Linked DNA regions of Homo sapiens: region 1 is linked to region 2. The links are chromatin contacts, found by Hi-C or POLR2A ChIA-PET in ENCODE. All regions are on one chromosome and are shown on one strand. The core of a region is the stretch at or near the end of the contact, and the rest is flanking DNA. Distances in the headings are between cores, read along the strand shown.

Region 1 (2,873 bases), core at 113-2,612, 510 kb after region 2:
CCTCAATATTCTAAGAAGCTTCACTGTTGAAAGTCTAAGTAGTTTGCCAAAAATGATTGATTTTCTTTACACTAAGGAAATTTCTCTTGTGTTTGCAATAAGTAGCTATCAAAGGGACATTTGTGGTTCTAAATTAGTTCCAGTACCTGTAAAGAGACCCATCCCAGCAAGGTGCGGTGGCTCACGCCTGTAATCCCAGCACTTTGGAAGGCCTAGGCAGGTGGATCACGAGGTCAGGAGTTCGAGACCAGCCTGACCAACATGGTGAAAGCCCATCTCTATTAAAAATACAAAAATTAGCTGGGCGTGGTGCTGCGCGCCTGTAATCCCAGCTATTCAGGAGGCTGAGGCAGGAGAATCACTTGAACCCAGCAGGTGGAGGTTGCAGTGAGCTGAGATCGTGCCACTGCACTCCAGCCTGGGCGACAGAGTGAGACTCCATCTCAAAATAAAAAAAGACCTATTCCTGAGAGGAGGCAGGCAGTGGGGAGACAGATGTGTTTCAGGAGCATGGAGGGAAGTTATCTGAAAAATGCTGGCTGCAAAGGGCAAGCGGCCACTCCTGCAAGGAGGTCTCAACACAGTATGACCAAGGGCCCTGCAGGTGGCAGAGCACAGCAAAAGCACAGCAAGAGCATGTGGTATTTATTCAAAGCCAAGGGAGGTAGGCAGGAAACCAGAATGCAGCTTAGTGAGGGCAAGAGCAAGGCAGGGCCCCAGCCCCAGCAAGACTGAGCAATGAAATGGCTTTAAAATAACAACAATCTGCAGTTATCAAAACTGGGGCCAAAATGGCAGACACCCTGAAATAAACTGGTGAAATGCAATCTTAAAACAGATGAACAGCAAATGAGCTAGAATCTTGGAGACTATTTGGTTGCCTCATATGATTTATAGGACTGGAGCAATGTTGCTGATCCTTATACTGAAATTTATGTCACGGGGAGAAAATATAATTCTAACTTACTAGAGAACCATGATTGAAGCTACTCAGGGCTGAGTGGGCAGAAGTATATCTTTGTCTCTGAGGGAAATTGTAAGACTTGCTTGTAGTTTATAAAAGTCATCCATAATTTTTAATCTTTTGTTTTGGGGGTCAGCCAAAATCCTACACCCTAACTATTGTAATCCAGGCGAGTGAAGGCAGTAATCTGAATTACCATGGTGATTGAGGGTTGGGGAGAAGGTGATGGGCTGAAACAATGACTGGAGTGGAAAGGGGGAAGGGGGCAGGAATTCAGGAATTGTGAGCAGGGAATTATTATAAAGAATGGTTCCCTGGTTTCTGCATTGGCTTGAACAACTCTGAGTGGACAGTGATGCTCATAGGAAGTGGGGACGGTCAGATGCCGGAATGCAAAATCCGGTCTCACTTTGTACTTCCTGTGTGAACCTGAGTCAGTTACTCAACCTCTCTGAGGATACAACAAATTTGAGAGTTCATATTTTGGTACATATGAGAGTCTATTAATTGTTAAGCCCTACAGTAAGTGATGAGAGTAATAAGACAAATAGAATACAGCTCTTGAATTCATTTTTTGCAGTCAGCTAGGAGAGACATGCAAAAACAATTAGCAAAATACAATGGGAGAAGCGCTAAAATATCTGTGTGCATAAAGCATTCAGTAAGCCCAGAATAATGTACTCTGCTTGCAAATATGGGGATAAGGAAGGTCTCATGTAGACGTGAGGAAAGAAGAATGGACATTGGAGCTAGGCTTGAATGAATAGTTTCACCAAAATACATTTTCTTTGTGATCTTAGACAAATTAATCTCTCCGAGCCTTAGTTTCCTCAGTTGGGGTTAATGATAGTACTTGTCTCAAGGAATGATGGTTAAATGAAATAATGCATGAAAAATCCTCAGCACAGTGCCTGTTACACAGCAAGAACTCCATGAATGTTTGCTATTTTTATTACCATTATTGCTATGGAGAGCCCTGGGAGTCAGTCAGCTCTGATGGACTCAATGATGTATCAAAGTCACAGCTAGTTAGTACCAGAGACTGGACCAGGATCCAGGCTGCCACTTTTATTCTCTAAAATGAAAGGAGAGCTCTGCCCTCGTCCAATTCCACTTTTTCCACTGAAGATTAAATTGGATTCTTTTATGTAAAGTGGACTCTCCAAGTGACTTTTCCCAAAGGAAAGTTTTGAATGAAATCATTTACCATTTGAATGAGCTCATATCCAAAAGGAGCACCCATTTGGATAGAGCCGATCAGTCTGCAGTATATACAATTTCACTTTGCTTACTGGTCATCTCCATTTTTTTTCCAGGCTACATATTTTTCTTATTTCAGCCTTCTAAACTCCCTGTTCTCTGCAGCCTATTTAATTGACTTTCATATCAAAGGAAAGTGAAAGCAAAAATAGGTTTTACTTATAATCAACATGCATTTACTGTTTGTCGTGATTTAGAAGCTCTTTGCTGGCACTATGGAAAGAGGCAAAAAAAAAAAAACAAAAAAAAAAAGCGTAGCCTCCATTTTTGAAATAGTTAAAGCAAGCCAGATCCACATAAAATAAGAAAACAGTAATTCTAGAACAATGTATAGATATTCTACAGTGATACGGGGTGGATTGAATACATTTATACAAAGGAGGCAAATTAAATTGGTGTTCTATTGAGTTGGAGTTAATGAGGATGTACAGAGAGAAAACAGTCAATCATTTCTGTGGCAAGCGCCATGTTAGGTGCTCCTATAGAGTATCTAAAGAAAATGATGTCTGAGTTAGCTCAAGAAAATGGTAATGGACTCAGATTGGCAAAGAGAAAGGCAGGCAAGTGGTTCTCATCAGAATCACCAGGTCCTTAAAAAAAAAAGCACAACACAACAAAACAAAAAAACCAAAAAAACCCCAAAACTTTT
Region 2 (3,120 bases), core at 578-3,077:
TTGTTTTGGATATTAAAATTAATAGCATTTACAATCATTAATTGCAGCATTTTATTGTTGCAATAATAAACACTCCTGTTTATTTCCACTGACCATTACAACTGCAACACATAAAACACATAAAGAGGTTTGTCTCTTTGAAAATAACTCTTCAGGTATTAATGATAAGTTCAATTGAGATGACTGGAGTAAATGAATAAAAGAGACTTAAAAGAAAGGCATTATTTACACATTTTGTTGAAATCCATTTAAAGATAACTGCCAATAGAAGTGGGGAGGTCTGCAAGGAATCTAGGAAAGAACTTAAGGTGGCCTAGGTCTGAGCTCACAGGAGAGAAGGCTGCCATTGCAGGCACAGGTTTTGTGGGACAGCAGGAGCCTCAGAATTAGGTGATGATGACCATCAAAACCATTTGATTAACTTTTCTCACTTTGACTCTATATTCACTAAGCTACTTCTGATTATTGTATGGTTTGAGAGAGAAAAAGAGAGAGAAAAGCAGGGTCACCTAAGGGTCTATGAGGTTTTACTAGAGCAGCCAGCTAGCCCCCTTATCTCTCTTCTCAATCAACTCTGTCAGAATTAATAAAACAAATGTGGTTGCTTTTGTTAAAAACACCAGTAAATCAATATTTGCTTTTAAATACTTAATAAAAAAATTATTAAAAGTCAGTTCTCTATCTCCCTAATACAACCAAAGAATCATTTCATTAGTAAATATTTTGACGTACACTTAATGATTTGACTACTATGATTTTAAAATATAAAGATACCAATAATTAAGCAATGGGAAGGATGTGCTAATGATATGACCTTGTAAGACAGCACTCCAGCCTAGTTCTTCATTGATCAGCGCCTGGGTTAGTGGCTTCCAGCTTCAAATGCACAGCCGTATCCTATGCTTTAAAAAATTCTGATTGGCTTCACTCAAGACTAGTTACATCAGAATCTCTGGGATAGGACACAGAAATCAGTATACACACACACACACACACACACACACACACACACACACACACAGACACAAACACACACACACACACACGTGTATATGTATATACTCCCTAAGTGATTCCAAAGCTCAGTCAAGACTGAGAACCACCGATCTGGATTTTGAGGATATTTGAGGTTACAGTCCTGTTTTAAATGGAAAGTTTCATTTGTTTGTGTTTGCTTCTGTGGACTTCTGCAATTATTTTTGTTTTGCTTTCGTTTAAGAGTTGTCATTGCAACGAAGACTCCCTCACACGGGAAGCAGAAGCAAAAAGTGTTAAAAGTTTCGTTCTTTTTTCTCTGTAAGCCAGAGCATATCTAAAGACAGATTGTAACACTGGCACATGTCAAAGAAAGACTCAGAGATAGATTCACTTAGAAAAGGGGTTTACTTGCAAAAGATGCGAGGAGTTAGACGGAAGGACTAGTTTGCCAACCAGTACTTAAAGGGAAAAAAAAATCCCCTAAAATTACCAGGATTACCGGTTGACAGTAGTCTGTTCATGGTGGAAAAACAGTAACTTTCTCACATGGTTATTATACTCACAAAGGTCAGACAAATTAATGTCACAAAGGTCAGAGATTAGCAAGGTAAATATTAGGGATTAAACTGTTTAAGGGAGTCCAGGGAAATATTCAAGGTTTTATTGTTTTGGAGATCAGAAAATCAGGATGATCCTGCAGTTTTTGGGTTATCTCCTTTTAAGCTTAGTCATATTGGAAGCAGGCAGAAGGCTCAGATATTGCTTTTACATACCCTCAAGCCACCAAGCTGGTTCCATCCTGAGAAGGAAGTCACGAAGCTGACTTCTGCGCGCGCTCAAGCCCAGGCTAAAGGGGGCGGGGCGAGGCCGCGGGGGCTTGTGGGGAAGCGCAGGAGGCGGGGCTTTGCGTGAGTCACTGCCGGGCTCGGCGTGAGTCGCTGCGGGGCTGACGGGGTGGCAGTGCGGCGGGTTACGGCCTGGTCAGGTGAGCGGGCGTTGCGGTTCTCGCTGCCCGGAGCAGCGTAGGAGATCCTTGGGGTGGCCGGTGGGAGGAGGGGTAGCGGTTATGGGTACCGGTGAGGCGGGGCGGGCCGGGGCTGGCGGTGGAGGCGCGCGTTGAGGCGGCGCGTCGGTGTCCAGGGCAGCGGCGTCTCGGGTCGCGCGTTCCCGGAGGGGCTCGCCCCCGCAACCCGGGCCTGCGCGCTCTGCTTTGCAGGCGGACCCTCCACCCTGCTGCGATTTTGCAGTGCTCGGGAAGGCAGAGCCGCCCTCCCGCAAAGACCGAGGTGGGGCCCGCCCCCTTGCGGCGTGGGTGTGCGGTGTTCGCCGGGACAGCGGGTGTGAAAGTGATACCCCCAGCGCTGGAAGTTTTTGATTGCTGGCTCGCACCCCCGCCCCATCGCAGGGTCCCTGGGAGAGTTTTTGGGCCTGCTCGAGCAGCAGCGGTGATGGGTGAAATGGAAAAGCATCTAACCCCCGTCAGCATCTCACTGACTTGTTGCGCTTTTATTCATTTATTTGAGTTCCCAACAAAGCGTTGTACTAGTTTTGTTTTTGAATGAGTTGTGCATATATGGTCAAACATGGACACTGCCTGAAAGAAGCTTAAACCTAATTTAGTTGTTGAGGCTACGAGTCAGAAGACCTATCTGCATCTGCAACTGTCCCTTCTTAGTGAGGTATTTTTCACTGTCCTAAACAAATGTTTTTCTAATTCCGTCTCTCTCCCTCCCACCTTACTTCTCTTCCCTCCGCCTAAAGCTTTGACTCTTCTCCTACCTTTTTGGAGATTTTGCCCCATCACTCATCCTTTTTCCTGTATCTTTTACTTTGTTGCTTTTTCCCCAGACTATGCTCAAGAACAAGTCTTATATTATCAAAGGCAAATGTACTGTAATCTCCATATAATCTCATTTACGTAACTCATTTCATTCCCCCCCCTCCTTTTTTTTTGGTCCCAGGCTGGAGTGTAGTGGGCCCGTCACCGCCCACTGTGGCCTCGATCTCCCGATCCTCCCACCTCAGCCTCCTGAGTAGCTGGAACTATAGGCACCCTCCACCACGCCTGGCTAATTTTTGTGTTTTTAGTAGAGATGGGGATCTCGAAGTGTTGCCCAGGCTGATCTAGGAACTCCTGAGCCC

The links. A loop is a pair of places that touch in the nucleus more often than their neighbours do. ChIA-PET counts read pairs that join two places held with the same protein, here RNA polymerase II (POLR2A). Pooled maps may share reads with other maps.
Region 1: a map of CD8-positive, alpha-beta T cell shows a loop between it and region 2 (4-fold over the local background). The contact joins the enhancer-like site here to the promoter of RPAP3-DT in region 2. A Hi-C loop is called at or near these places in 5 of 168 maps with a recorded cell type or tissue (B cell, CD8-positive, alpha-beta T cell, naive thymus-derived CD4-positive, alpha-beta T cell and 1 more), 1 of 37 single-sample maps with no recorded cell type and 6 of 50 pooled maps. POLR2A ChIA-PET finds 5 or more read pairs at or near these places in 2 of 52 experiments (H1 and activated CD4-positive, alpha-beta memory T cell).

What each region holds. Positions count from the first base shown.
Region 1 is chr12:47,191,765-47,194,637 of GRCh38, reverse strand. All of the region lies in intron 2 of PCED1B (PC-esterase domain containing 1B), which reads right to left. Among named protein-coding and RNA genes, the nearest start is that of MIR4698, 5.4 kb to the right of the region's middle. Within about 2 kb of position 1,362, at least 4 of the 41 ENCODE cell types and tissues checked have a DNase peak (open chromatin) inside an H3K27ac peak, as active enhancers do; they include B cell, CD8-positive, alpha-beta T cell and natural killer cell, where a contact is called at or near this core.
Region 2 is chr12:47,704,795-47,707,914 of GRCh38, reverse strand. RPAP3-DT (RPAP3 divergent transcript) reads right to left here and starts at 1,827. Exons shown (of 4, transcript NR_183480.1): 1 at 1,752-1,827. It overlaps RPAP3 (RNA polymerase II associated protein 3), which reads left to right and starts at 1,885. Exons shown (of 17, transcript NM_024604.3): 1 at 1,885-1,963. RefSeq lists enhancers at 1,574-1,723, 1,655-1,949, 1,670-2,169, 2,170-2,671 and silencers at 1,864-1,943, 2,014-2,303, 2,334-2,423.